Regions from separate parts of the Mus musculus genome. Here regions 1, 2 and 4 are each linked to region 3. Evidence: chromatin contacts called from ENCODE Hi-C or POLR2A ChIA-PET data. All regions are on one chromosome and are shown on one strand. The core of a region is the stretch at or near the end of the contact, and the rest is flanking DNA. Distances in the headings are between cores, read along the strand shown. Region 1 holds the start of Cct6a (chaperonin containing Tcp1, subunit 6a (zeta)). Region 2 holds the start of Chchd2 (coiled-coil-helix-coiled-coil-helix domain containing 2). Region 3 holds the start of Rabgef1 (RAB guanine nucleotide exchange factor (GEF) 1). Region 4 holds the start of Nupr1l (nuclear protein transcriptional regulator 1 like).

Region 1 (2,700 bases), core at 49-2,548, 380 kb before region 3:
TGACTGGTTGTTTCTCTTTCCTTTTTAAATTTCCTGTATTCAGGACCTTTGTACCGGTTAAACCGGCACTCATCCTCTGAGCTACATACCCTATAGTTCTGTTTTCTTTAGACAGGGTCTTCCTATGTAGCCACGGCTGGCCTGGAACTTGCTATGCAGACCAGGCTGGCCTTGAACTCACAGAGATCTGCTTGCCTCCCGTGTTGTGACTATGCCTGGCTCTGTATAGTAGAAGAATAAGAATTTTTCTTTCCTATCAAAATGGCAAAGCCTTCAGTATATATAGCTCAGTGGAATACGTCCAATGGCATTACGAGTTGTCATCTGTGTGGAGAAGTGATTCATATTCATATACATGTTTAAAAATTCAGTACGTATCTATATGTTAAGTGCTCAACATACAGACAGGAAAAACACTTATACGCTTAATATTATTTTCTTTTTAAAAAAATGTTTAAAAGAATGCTTTCAAAGACTGGGCACCACTGTCCAGCCATTAGTTGTTAGTTTTTAGCAGGCTTAGTAGCTCATACCACTTTGGAAGTTGAAGCAGGACTGCTACGAGTTAGAATACCAGTCCGTGTTAGACAGTTCGTGGTCTAGCTGGGACATAGAATGAAACAAGGATTACTATTTGTTTCATTATTTTAAAAAAATTAAAACAAAATCCATTTTAGTTTTCAAGCTGCCTCAATGACCTGGGCCCTAAGAACAGACTGATCCTGAGTCTCCTCAACGCCCATCGCACCACTCCTAAAGCCATCTAGTACTTTCTACCTAGCGTAGTCCTCCCGTCAACCTCCGGGGTCTTAAAACGACCAGGGTACAGGGGAAGGCTCCATTTTCTGTGCTCCCCAATTTACGGATAAAACAGGCAAGGAAAAAAAAAAAATGAACCTGGGAAATCTCGCGAGAGTGTGAGGGAAGCATCCCGGAGTCCAGTAGCTAGAGACACCCTGCAACTAGAGGCCGACGCCTCTGCTTCCTGTCACACCCAGTCGAGTGCAGAGGCCGAAGCATCCCTCACACACGACCTGCAGGGCTTTTCCTGCACCGCGGAGCCGCGCAGCCTCCACGCTGCAAACTCTTAAAAGCGCCGAACCGTGACGCTGGGGGGCGAGCACAACGGAACCTTAAGATCCAGAGTGCCGATGACGGGAGAACCAGTTTCTCAGATGCGCAATGACGTCGCAACTGGGCGTGGTGGGCGGGTCTTAGAGAGACCAGCGTTGGATTAAGCCAATCAGCGGGCGGCAGGAGGGTCGCCACCCAATGGAGGTGCTCTGTGGGCACGCCGGGGGCGGGCCGGGTGCGTAAGACTTTTCGAGAAGACCCCGCAGAGAGCACGTTGTTCTCGGCCTCTCCCGGAGCTAGGCCAGCCATGGCGGCGGTAAAGACCCTAAATCCGAAGGCCGAGGTGGCCCGGGCCCAGGCAGCGCTGGCGGTGAACATCAGCGCGGCTCGGGGCCTGCAGGATGTTCTGAGGACCAACTTGGGGCCTAAGGGCACCATGAAGATGTAAGCCCGGGCTGGCGGGAGGGCGGGCCTGGCGGCTCGATGGCCGCAAACTCGAGTCGCTGCCTCCAGGCCTTCGCGCTAGCGTTTTCTTTCTCCCATGTCTGGGCTGCATCCCATCCAAACCCCCCGAATCCGCGCCTTTCGGGGTTGGCATTTGCACCTATTTCTTATAGAGGAAGAGAGTGGCGTGTGCAACCTTCCCGAACCCAGCCCCGGGCCCCGAGTTTACTGGGATGTAGGAGTAAAGTCCAAATTTCAGGGGATCTGTTTTTGTTACCTCGTTAGCTAGCAAATGAATAAAGTTCACTGAGACATAGCGCTTGGATTTTTTTTTAATTAGTCTTAATTCACTCTCTTTTCTCGCCTCTCGTATCCGTTCCTCAAATTGCGGTTGCTTTGGAGTCGTATATTTCATAGCCTCCTTTGGTTCCCTTTACACCTCATTCTTTTTTGTGGGAATTTTCTTTATGTATTTAGTTGAGATCGGGTCTGACTGATAAGTTACGGCTTGTCTGGAACTCCCTGTGATTCACTTGCCTTCAAGAGGGGATGGGGGATATACATTACCTCCCCTTGGCTGCTTTGTGGAATTCTTACTTGTTTTGTTTTAATTAGAAAAAGTCACATCCTTGCTCATCAATTCCTTCCCATTTGGCAGGCTTGTATCTGGTGCTGGAGACATCAAACTTACTAAAGATGGCAATGTGCTGCTTCATGAAATGGTAAGAGGCTGCCGGGCTGGGTTTAAAAAAAAATTTTTTTTTTTGACCTCTTGCTCCATTTGAGGTGAATAAAATTCTTCATCAGGTCATCATGTCTTTCAGGCAGAAATATAGGAAGTGCTTTAGTGGGTGAGGAACTCTGTCAAATGTGACACATGTGTTTGGATCCTTGGGTTTTTTGTTTGTTTTGGGGGGGTCTACTTTGTAGTCTGGGCTAAAATAAAAAATTGTATAAAAGAATATTGTTATCTCTACTTTAGCTAAATATTGTACCACATAGCTATAATCCCGGCACTCAGCCAGATCTCTTGAGTTCAAAACCAGGTAGAGCTACATAAGCATAGTGAGACCTTGTCTCAAAAACAGGGCAATGGGAAAGAAAACCAAAAAATAAATGCTCATCTTTCCACTCAACTGCAGGAGAAATGAAAATCTTACTTTTGTTTGTTTAAGATAAATC
Region 2 (2,700 bases), core at 124-2,623, 280 kb before region 3:
AAGAAAAAAAAAATCTTAAAAAAAAAAAAAAAAGTGGGGGCCGGGTTAGGGTGCCGTGGGCAAGGTCTGGTAGCCCATACCTTTAATCCCAGTCCTTGGGAGGCAGAGGCGGGCAGCCTCTTTGGAGTTCAAGGCCAGCCAGGGCCATAGTGAAAACCCCTTTCAAGGAAACAACAAACCACCACGCCAATCCAAAAAGAAAAATCTAGGGAAAGTGACCTGCCTGAGCTGCAACTTTGACTCATATTTTTGGGGGGGTTCTGGACAGGAATCTCTCTATGGGTAGCCTTGCTAGCCTTGAACTGGTTGCAACCCCCGCTTGCCTTCCGGGAGAAGGAGGCACAAGGGACTATCTTGATGACAGATGACGCATGCGCTACAACATGCACTCCCGAGGTTCACTCCCAGTATGAGCACAATTTTAGTTTTCTACGATTTTATTACCCCAAGGAGGGACCTCAGAATCTGGACTGGGGGGAGGGGTGTCAACAATTTCCTATTTGTTTTTTAGGTCGGCCGGCAAGGTAGCTCAATAGATCGTTTACCACAAAATGGTAGACATCTTGGACCCAAGTGATGGAAAGACATAGCTTTAAATTTTCGGCCCTCTACACACAGCCCGCAATTTTCTTTGTTTCTTTTTCCTTAAAAAAATAAATAAATAAAAGAAAAGAAAATCTTTAAAGCCGGCAATCCCAGCCCTAAGGAAGCGGAGTCAGGAAAATCAAGGAAGGCCAAGCGAGGCCATAAAGTTCAAGGCTAACCTGAGACTCAAAAACGCAGTGAGTAGAACAAAGAAAATACAAAAACCACCCCACCCCCACCCCTGGCCAAGAGTTTACCACGCATCTTTCTTTCCTCGCCTCCTTGTATACTACGCCCTCGACAGCCCTTCCCCCAGCCTGTCTAGGGAAAAGGTCACGTTTCAGAGTCCTCTCCCCGAGTGCACCGACCATGTCCCTGTTCTCAGGAAGTCCGCCCCACCAGCGGATCCCTTCCCGACCGCTCGCTCCGTCTCTTCACCGGTCGCCTTCGCAGCCCTCAGGCTACAGAACCTTGCCCTGGCGGCCCGCGCTCGGTTCCCGGCCCCGAGGGTCTCACCTGGCCGGAGGAGTCACCCGGGAAGTGCGGCTTCGGCTTCCACGCGGCATCCTAACTGCTCGAAGTCTCACCGATCAGCGAAGACAAACTGCGAAACGTACAGAAGCGTCCAGCAATTTCTACCAAGGAGAGAGGAAGGGTGGAGGCGGTACCTCACCGGGCAACCAATAAGAAATCAGGAAAAGCTCGGGCGCTAAAGGTTATTGGACAAAGGAGATATCAGTAATGGGCAGAGCCTGGACTCAGCGTCCTAGGCCCGGAAGTTACGAAGTTGGCGAGGAGGAGCTAAGGCTAACCGGAAGTTCCTGGGGTTGCACTCTCAAATTTTGTCCTCCGATTCAATGGTGGAGGTTAGGTTTTTGCTTCCGATGGCCGGCTGGCCTACTCCACAACCTGACTGACCTTGATTTTCACTGTCTCCTGCCTTAGCCTCTCAAGTAAACTGGATTAGGGGCTTACTGGGGTCTGCTCTTGGGCTGTTTACTTAACCCTTCTCTGTTTTGTTTTGGGACAATGCCTCCGGTAACGGATGTTGCCTTGGATCTCGCTGTTCTCACGTCTCAGCCTCCTAGTACTGGTCACGCAGGAAAAACTCTGTTTTTCTGTTATAAAGAATTTACTAATAAACGTGTTTGGAAATATTAAATTACATAAGCAGAATTTCGCTAAAGGAGCTCTGCTCCCAACATGTCTGGAAGATAGTGAACTAGCCGAGCTTATTAGAAACTATGAAAAAGGGGCTGATGAGATGGCTCAGCGGAGAAGAGCACTGACTGCTCTTCAAAAGATCCGGAGTTCAAATCCCAGCAACCACAAAGTGGCTCACAACCACCCATAACGAGATTTGACACCCTCTTCTGGTGTGTCTGAAGACAACTACAGTGTACTTACATATAATAAATAAATAAATCTTAAAAAAAAAAGAAACTATGAGAAAGAAAATTCTGTACATAATTCAAGTTTCTGTTGCAGAGAAATTTTCTGCTCATATTTACCAAGGCTCGTCTTCAATTAAGCGCTATTTCCATAATAAAAGAAGACCATCCTGACTTAATACTAGCCAGTAAGATCATCTGCATATCAAAGAACAGGCCTCTAAAGCTGTTGTCCTCAACCTGTGGGTTTCAGACTGTGATTTAGGGACTGAGTTACTGCTCTTTTCCACGTAAGACTGCTCAAATGCAGAGATGCCCACATTCCAGTATCCAGAACTGTATAAAAGGGTTGCAGCATTAGGAAAGTTGAGAATCATTGAATCTAGAAGTCTCCTCAACTGTGGCCACAGAGGCTTGTGGTCCCATAAGCTCTCACCACAGAGGATGTTGGTGACCTGAGCCCATTGATTGGCAGAGATATCTGCAGTGTCAATCCATGATGCTTCCTGGAAAACACTCTTGTCCTCGTAATGTGGATGAAGACCATTCCTACACATTGCCCATGAGGTCATATAGTCCTACAGAGTAGCAGTAGGCCATCTGATGGAGAAACAGGGGACTCTCCTCCCCACCAAATGCCCAGGGGAATGGGGGAAGAGTTTTCCTCTGCCACCTTGTCAGGCACTGTGTATGAAAGGAGATCTTATCATAGTTGTTCTGTGGC
Region 3 (2,700 bases), core at 167-2,666:
GCCATGTGGGTGCTGGGAATCGAACCCAGCTCCTCTGAAAGAGCAACCACCGTTCTTAACCACTGAGTCATCTCTCCATCCCCTCCTTCTTTTTTTTGTCAGGTCAGTTCCAGGATTTGGATTTAGGTTGTCAAGCCTGAATGGGAAACCTTTTACACACTGAAACATCTCTCTGGCCCTCTTTACTTGTAATCCTCTTTCATAAAACTCGCTTTCACCTCATTTGTCTGTGTCTTTCTTTAATCTTCATAGACCTTAAACATCCAACTTGGAGCCACTTCCCTAGGCCAACCTGACCCTGTCTGGCACCCTACAGCCTTGTGCCAAGCACAGCTGGGTCATGAAAGATCCTTTTATTCTCACAACTCCTGCATCATCATGTGCTCTCATTATAAAGCTATACCCCACAACCTTCCTTATATTTGCCCAGGCCAAGAACACTAGAGATGGGAACTCCTGAACTTCCTGTCTCCACCTAGCCAGGCTGGGATCACAGCCTAGTTGCTATTGGACCAATTTCCTTAAGATTCTCCTAAATTGAATCAGTTTCAAGTCCTGCTCTTAAAAAGAGCAAGCCAGGAGTGTTCATTTCTGTGGGCCATCTGCCCAGGTGACCAGGTTCTTTCTATGGACGAGTGCCCAGGAGTGAAAAACAAAATAGCAGAGTCAGAAAAGGTGAAAACAGGCATTTATTGAGACAGGGGTTAAAAAAAAAATTCTGCTGGGAACAGTGTTTTGTTTTTGTTTTTTGTTTTTTCCAGAGCTGAGAGCCAGTCTCACGGACTCTGGGTTGCTCATTTGTAGGGTTCATTCTGAATTCTCTCCTCCCCTATCCTATAACTTCATCTCCTCCACCCCGACGGTTCTTGGCCCAGGGAGATAACAAAAGCTAGTGAGGTGGCATGTCAACTGTCCAGTGGGAGCGTTATCTATCTTTACAGACAGGCAGTCATGTGCTAAACTTTTCCCTCTCGATCTTTTTCCTGACTATCTATTCCCTGCTAACTGCTCACTAGGGGAAAGGTGTGTTTGTATTTCCTTCTGGCGGCCGCATTCGCTAAGCGCTGGGAGATGTCTCCTGGTCCCAGACTTTGATGTCCCGTTTCGTGTATGGCTGTCCTCGGGGCTCCTTGTCGCCCTCAGGCTAATGCAAGCAGAAGCTGGTAGACGGAATGAGGAATGACAGGGGAAACCGCGGCTTCTCGCGAGTCACAGACACGTCAGCGAGGGCCTCACGGTCACTCGGTGTCCCCTGCCCTCAGGGACTGCCCCTTCGGGTGGACAGCCTCCGGAGCGTTGCAATCTTTTCCGGCCAGCCGCCAGCCAGTCCCCGGAAGTCCGAAGCGTCACGGAAATGACGCCACGCGTACGCACCGCGCGCGTGCTCGCGGTGCCGGGGGCGGGGCGTGCGGGGGCAGGGGCGGGGCAGGGAGCCGAGTGACTGAAGGGGCGCTGGGAGCGGCGGTCGGACGCCGGCGGAGCCGCGGAGCAGGTTCGGAGGGACGGGGGCTCCGGAGGCGCGTTCCCACACGGAGCGGGGCGGCGGCGGCGGTGTCCGGCCGCGCGCTGACCGGGGCCGCTCCGTTCCGCCTCTCAGCCGGGAGGGCGGGCGGGCGCATAGGGCCAGGCCGCCGGAGCTCTGCTGCTGCTCTCGGCCTCTCCAGCTCGGCCGAGTTCTTCCCAGCTCGGCGGGACTCGGGCTCCCGGGAGGACACGCTCCCCGGTCGTCGGCTGCCGCTCCGATCCTGTCCGAGTCCGGAGTTGTGGTTGCAGCCGGGCGGGTCCCATCCGGAGCCCGCGTGGGTCCCGGGGCTGGTGCGGCTGCTGTGGCGCGGGGTTTTGAATACTCGTCCCAGGTGCTAGAGGCCAAGGTTATGGGTGTCTCTGAATGAGAAGTCCTGAAGCTGAGGCAGGAGGATTGCCGCGAGTTTTGAGGTCAGCCCTCTGCCACTGAGGAAGACCCTTTTATGGAAAATAATAATAAAGGCAGTCCCTGATTCCGAGCTGTCTGGAAGGGAGAGCCAAGGGGATGTCCTTCCATCCCTTCGCGGAAGTTGGCTCCATAGAGGGAAGCGCCTTGGAGACTAGGTCATTGGCAGCTGGCTGTGTCTCAGAGCTGATGACCAACCTCTGTGGTTGGGAAATGTGTTGCTGGATGTGGTAGGCTCGGTCTGTCTGTGGAGTTTAGATGTGACACTGGCATAAGTTTTACAGCGTCACCTAGTTTTGTGGTAAGAGCCCCTATGGTCCCCCCACCCCCTGCCACCTCCTGGAAGTTAACTGTTGGGTCTTTTAACCTACAAACCTAGAATTACTTTTCAAAGGAAGACCCAATTAGTCACCCACTTCTGACATCCCAGTATTTGGAAATTGAGTCAGGAACAACAGTCTTGGGAGTTTTGACGTCAACGGGGCTATGTAGTGAGTTTGAGGCCAGCCTATACTACAGAGTAATATTCGATCCTCCCGCCCACCAGAGTCGCAGTTAAAAGAAAGAAGAGGCTAAAATAAAATGGTCTTGTCAAGCTTGTTACTGGGCGGTGGTGGCGGTGGCTCACACCTTTAATACCAGAATGCTGGAGGCAGAGACAGATCTCTATGAGTTTGAACAGGCCTGGTCTACAGAGTGAGTTCCAGGACAGTCCAGGCTACATAGACTGTTTTGGGGGGAGAAGAAGCTTGCTTGTTACTTGGTGATGA
Region 4 (2,700 bases), core at 90-2,589, 260 kb before region 3:
CGACCCCAGAGGTGACAGTAGGGGGCTTTTAACAGCTAGCTGAGGAATTGGGAGGAGTTGGGAGGAGTTCTTCTCTTCCGGGTGTCCTTGGTGACAAGACAGGAGTGGGGAGTGAGTTCTTTCTGAATTTTTATCTCTGTGTCCTCGGCACAGGAAGGCCGGCATCTCTGGTTGTACAGTATAGAAACAAAAAAGCCTTTTGCTGGCTATAGAGAACAAAGAGCTTCTTTCTAGCTGTATTTTTAAAGATCAGGGAAAACAAGCTTGGGGAAATGTTTTAGGGGTTTACCTTTCAGGGAGAAATGCTTTAAGCCAGGGTCTCACAACATCCATGTGCACACACATTACTTTTACATTTACATGCATTTATTTGTGTGAATGAGTGTTTTGCCTGCTTGTATGTATGCCCCAGGAAGCCAGAAAAGGGCTTCAGGTCCCCTGGGACTGGAGATGTAGACAGTTTTGAGCTACCATGTGAGTGTTGGGAGTAGAACCCAGATCCTCTGCAAGATCATAACCACTAAACCCTCTCCAGCCCCTTGGCTCTAACATGCTACTTGTGATGTTTAGTAAGTCTGTCTTCTTAACTTATGAAGCATGCCTTTGTGTAGATTTGTTGAGGGAATTTCCAGAGATTATAGATTGGAGAGAGACAACCCACCTTGAATGTAGCTGCATCATCAGTAGGCTGGGAACTTGAATAAAAATGGAGGGGGGGGGGTACCAAAAAAAAAAAAAAAAAAAAAACACAAGCAAGATGCTAGAATTCCCCTTTCTTTGCTTCCTAATGGACGAATGCAGATTGAATAAGTAGCCTCAAGATCCTGCCCACCGTGTCTTAGCTGATTGTATTCTCAAACGATGAGCCAAAAAAATAACCTTCCCTAAACAGATTATTGCCAAACATTTGGTTATAACAATGAAATAGTAATGTCGTGAAGAGAATTTTCTTGTCACAAGAACAAAGTTAAAGCAATTCAGCAAGCCAGTTTTCTTTTTGCACAAATGAACCCAAACTAGGCTAGCAAATTCATTTGGCCAGAGCTCCTCGTCTTTTATCGCAGTGTTAGGATTATAGGTGTGTGCACAACCACACCTGACTTATACAGTGATGGGGATGGAACCCAGGCCTTTGTGCATGCTAGCACTCTACTGAGTCACATTCCCCAATTCCGTCCCTTCAGGTTTTAACCAGCGAAACCAGGTTTATTATACTTATTTACAATTCGGACCCCGCGAAGAAACACAATTCCGCATCTGGAACAAAGAAGCATGGAAGCCACGCCCCCTGTGAGGTCACAGAGCGCTCCCTACAGCGGAGCCAATAGGAGCACTGGGTGGGGCATTCCGGCGGAGTGACCAGCGGCGGCGGCGGGCGGAGCGCATCGGCGATGGACCCTCCAACTCGTCCTTCTGTCTCCGGCCCAAGGACTCGAGCCCGCCCGCCGCCGCCGGAGGCGCTGCCCACCGTCGGCTTCGAAGAGGAGGTGTACGACTGCCTGGATTACTACTACCTGCGTGACTTCCCGGCCTCTGGGGCTGGACGCAGCAAGGGCCGGACGCGGCGCGAGCAGCAGCTACGCACCAACTACCCGGTGCCCGGCGGCCACGAGCGCAAGGTGGCGCAGATACTGCTCAACGGGCAGCGCAAGCGGCGCCAGCGCCAGCTGCAACCGCGGCCGCGCACACGCCTGGCCTGAGCACACGCCACGCTTGAGCGGGTATGGGCAGGCGGAGCCCATTGGTGTTGGGTAGGGAGTAGAATGTATATCTCAGGTCGGCCTCGAACTCAGTGTGTAGCAGAGGATTACCTTGGACTCCAGATTGTCCTGCATCCAGCTTCCATGGATGGGCTGGGATGCTAAGACATGAGCCACAATGTCCAATTCTTTTTTTACTCTCTTCTCTTTTCCTTTCCTTTTCTTCTCATTTCTGACACTGTCTCCTAAACTGACCTCGAACTCATCACCCCTCCAGCGTTTACCTTAAAATGCTAAAGTTTCAAGCATGGGCCATGATTCCCTGCTGTGTGGTTTTGTTTTATTGATGATGCCCGTAGCCCAGGATTCCATGGTGTGTAGCAAGCCTCAGCTTCTCTAGTCCTGAGATGACAGGTCTGGCCACCATATTCACCTGTCATCTGCTTCTGAGACTTCCCAGCGTTAATCATAACTGTGCTGGCTCCCGATCCCCGACCCAGGGGTTTCCCGGCTGCTGGTGAAAGTCTCCACCGTTTGGAAGTTTGCAATTGTGTGAGAAAAGTCTACATTGGAAATATAGGGAAATGTCCGAGGAAATCCATCTTGGCAGGGTGGCTCACACCTGTAATCCATCTCCAGCCTCTGTGCTCAGGAGACCGCTGGAATTGGAGGCCAACCAGGAACACTCTTTGAGGCACTGTCCCAAAACAAAACTGCCCCTCCTCCTTGTTTGCTTCCAATTGCTGTAATAAACACCGTGAACTTTTGCTTGCAACTTGGGCAGGAAAGGGGTTGTTTCACCTTAAAGCTTACAGCCCTTCCTGAAGTCAGGGCAGGAACCCAGAGGCAGGAACCGGAAGCACAGTTCCCAGAGGTTCATGTTCAGTTACCTTTCTTGTACCTCCCAGGACTATCAGCCCCGGGTGATACCGCCCACAGTGAGCTGAGCGTTGAGAAAAATCCCCGCACTGACTTGTCTCTGACCAGTCTTACAATAGAG

Evidence for each region. A loop is a pair of places that touch in the nucleus more often than their neighbours do. ChIA-PET counts read pairs that join two places held with the same protein, here RNA polymerase II (POLR2A).
Region 1: a map of T-helper 17 cell shows a loop between it and region 3 (6-fold over the local background). The contact joins the promoter of Cct6a here to the promoter of Rabgef1 in region 3. A Hi-C loop is called at or near these places in 1 of 37 maps with a recorded cell type or tissue (T-helper 17 cell). POLR2A ChIA-PET finds 5 or more read pairs at or near these places in 1 of 5 experiments (Patski).
Region 2: POLR2A ChIA-PET joins it to region 3 with 19 read pairs in Patski. The contact joins the promoter of Chchd2 here to the promoter of Rabgef1 in region 3. POLR2A ChIA-PET finds 5 or more read pairs at or near these places in 2 of 5 experiments (Patski and embryonic stem cell).
Region 4: a map of heart shows a loop between it and region 3 (2.2-fold over the local background). The contact joins the promoter of Nupr1l here to the promoter of Rabgef1 in region 3. A Hi-C loop is called at or near these places in 3 of 37 maps with a recorded cell type or tissue (gastrocnemius, heart and v-Abl transformed pro-B cells). POLR2A ChIA-PET finds 5 or more read pairs at or near these places in 2 of 5 experiments (Patski and embryonic stem cell).

The regions. Positions count from the first base shown.
Region 1 is chr5:129,786,058-129,788,757 of GRCm38, forward strand. Cct6a (chaperonin containing Tcp1, subunit 6a (zeta)) reads left to right here and starts at 1,299. Exons shown (of 13, transcript NM_009838.2): 1 at 1,299-1,518; 2 at 2,177-2,240. The coding sequence starts at 1,382. Psph (phosphoserine phosphatase) reads right to left here and starts at 1,196. Exons shown (of 8, transcript NM_133900.4): 1 at 898-1,196.
Region 2 is chr5:129,886,097-129,888,796 of GRCm38, forward strand. It overlaps Chchd2 (coiled-coil-helix-coiled-coil-helix domain containing 2), which reads right to left and starts at 1,374. Exons shown (of 4, transcript NM_024166.6): 1 at 1,102-1,374. The coding sequence starts at 1,151.
Region 3 is chr5:130,170,403-130,173,102 of GRCm38, forward strand. It overlaps Rabgef1 (RAB guanine nucleotide exchange factor (GEF) 1), which reads left to right and starts at 1,417. Exons shown (of 9, transcript NM_001199059.1): 1 at 1,417-1,492.
Region 4 is chr5:129,907,201-129,909,900 of GRCm38, forward strand. It overlaps Nupr1l (nuclear protein transcriptional regulator 1 like), which reads left to right and starts at 1,340. Exons shown (of 3, transcript NM_026916.3): 1 at 1,340-1,721. The coding sequence starts at 1,392. The coding sequence ends at 1,700. It also overlaps a transcript of Zbed5 not described here.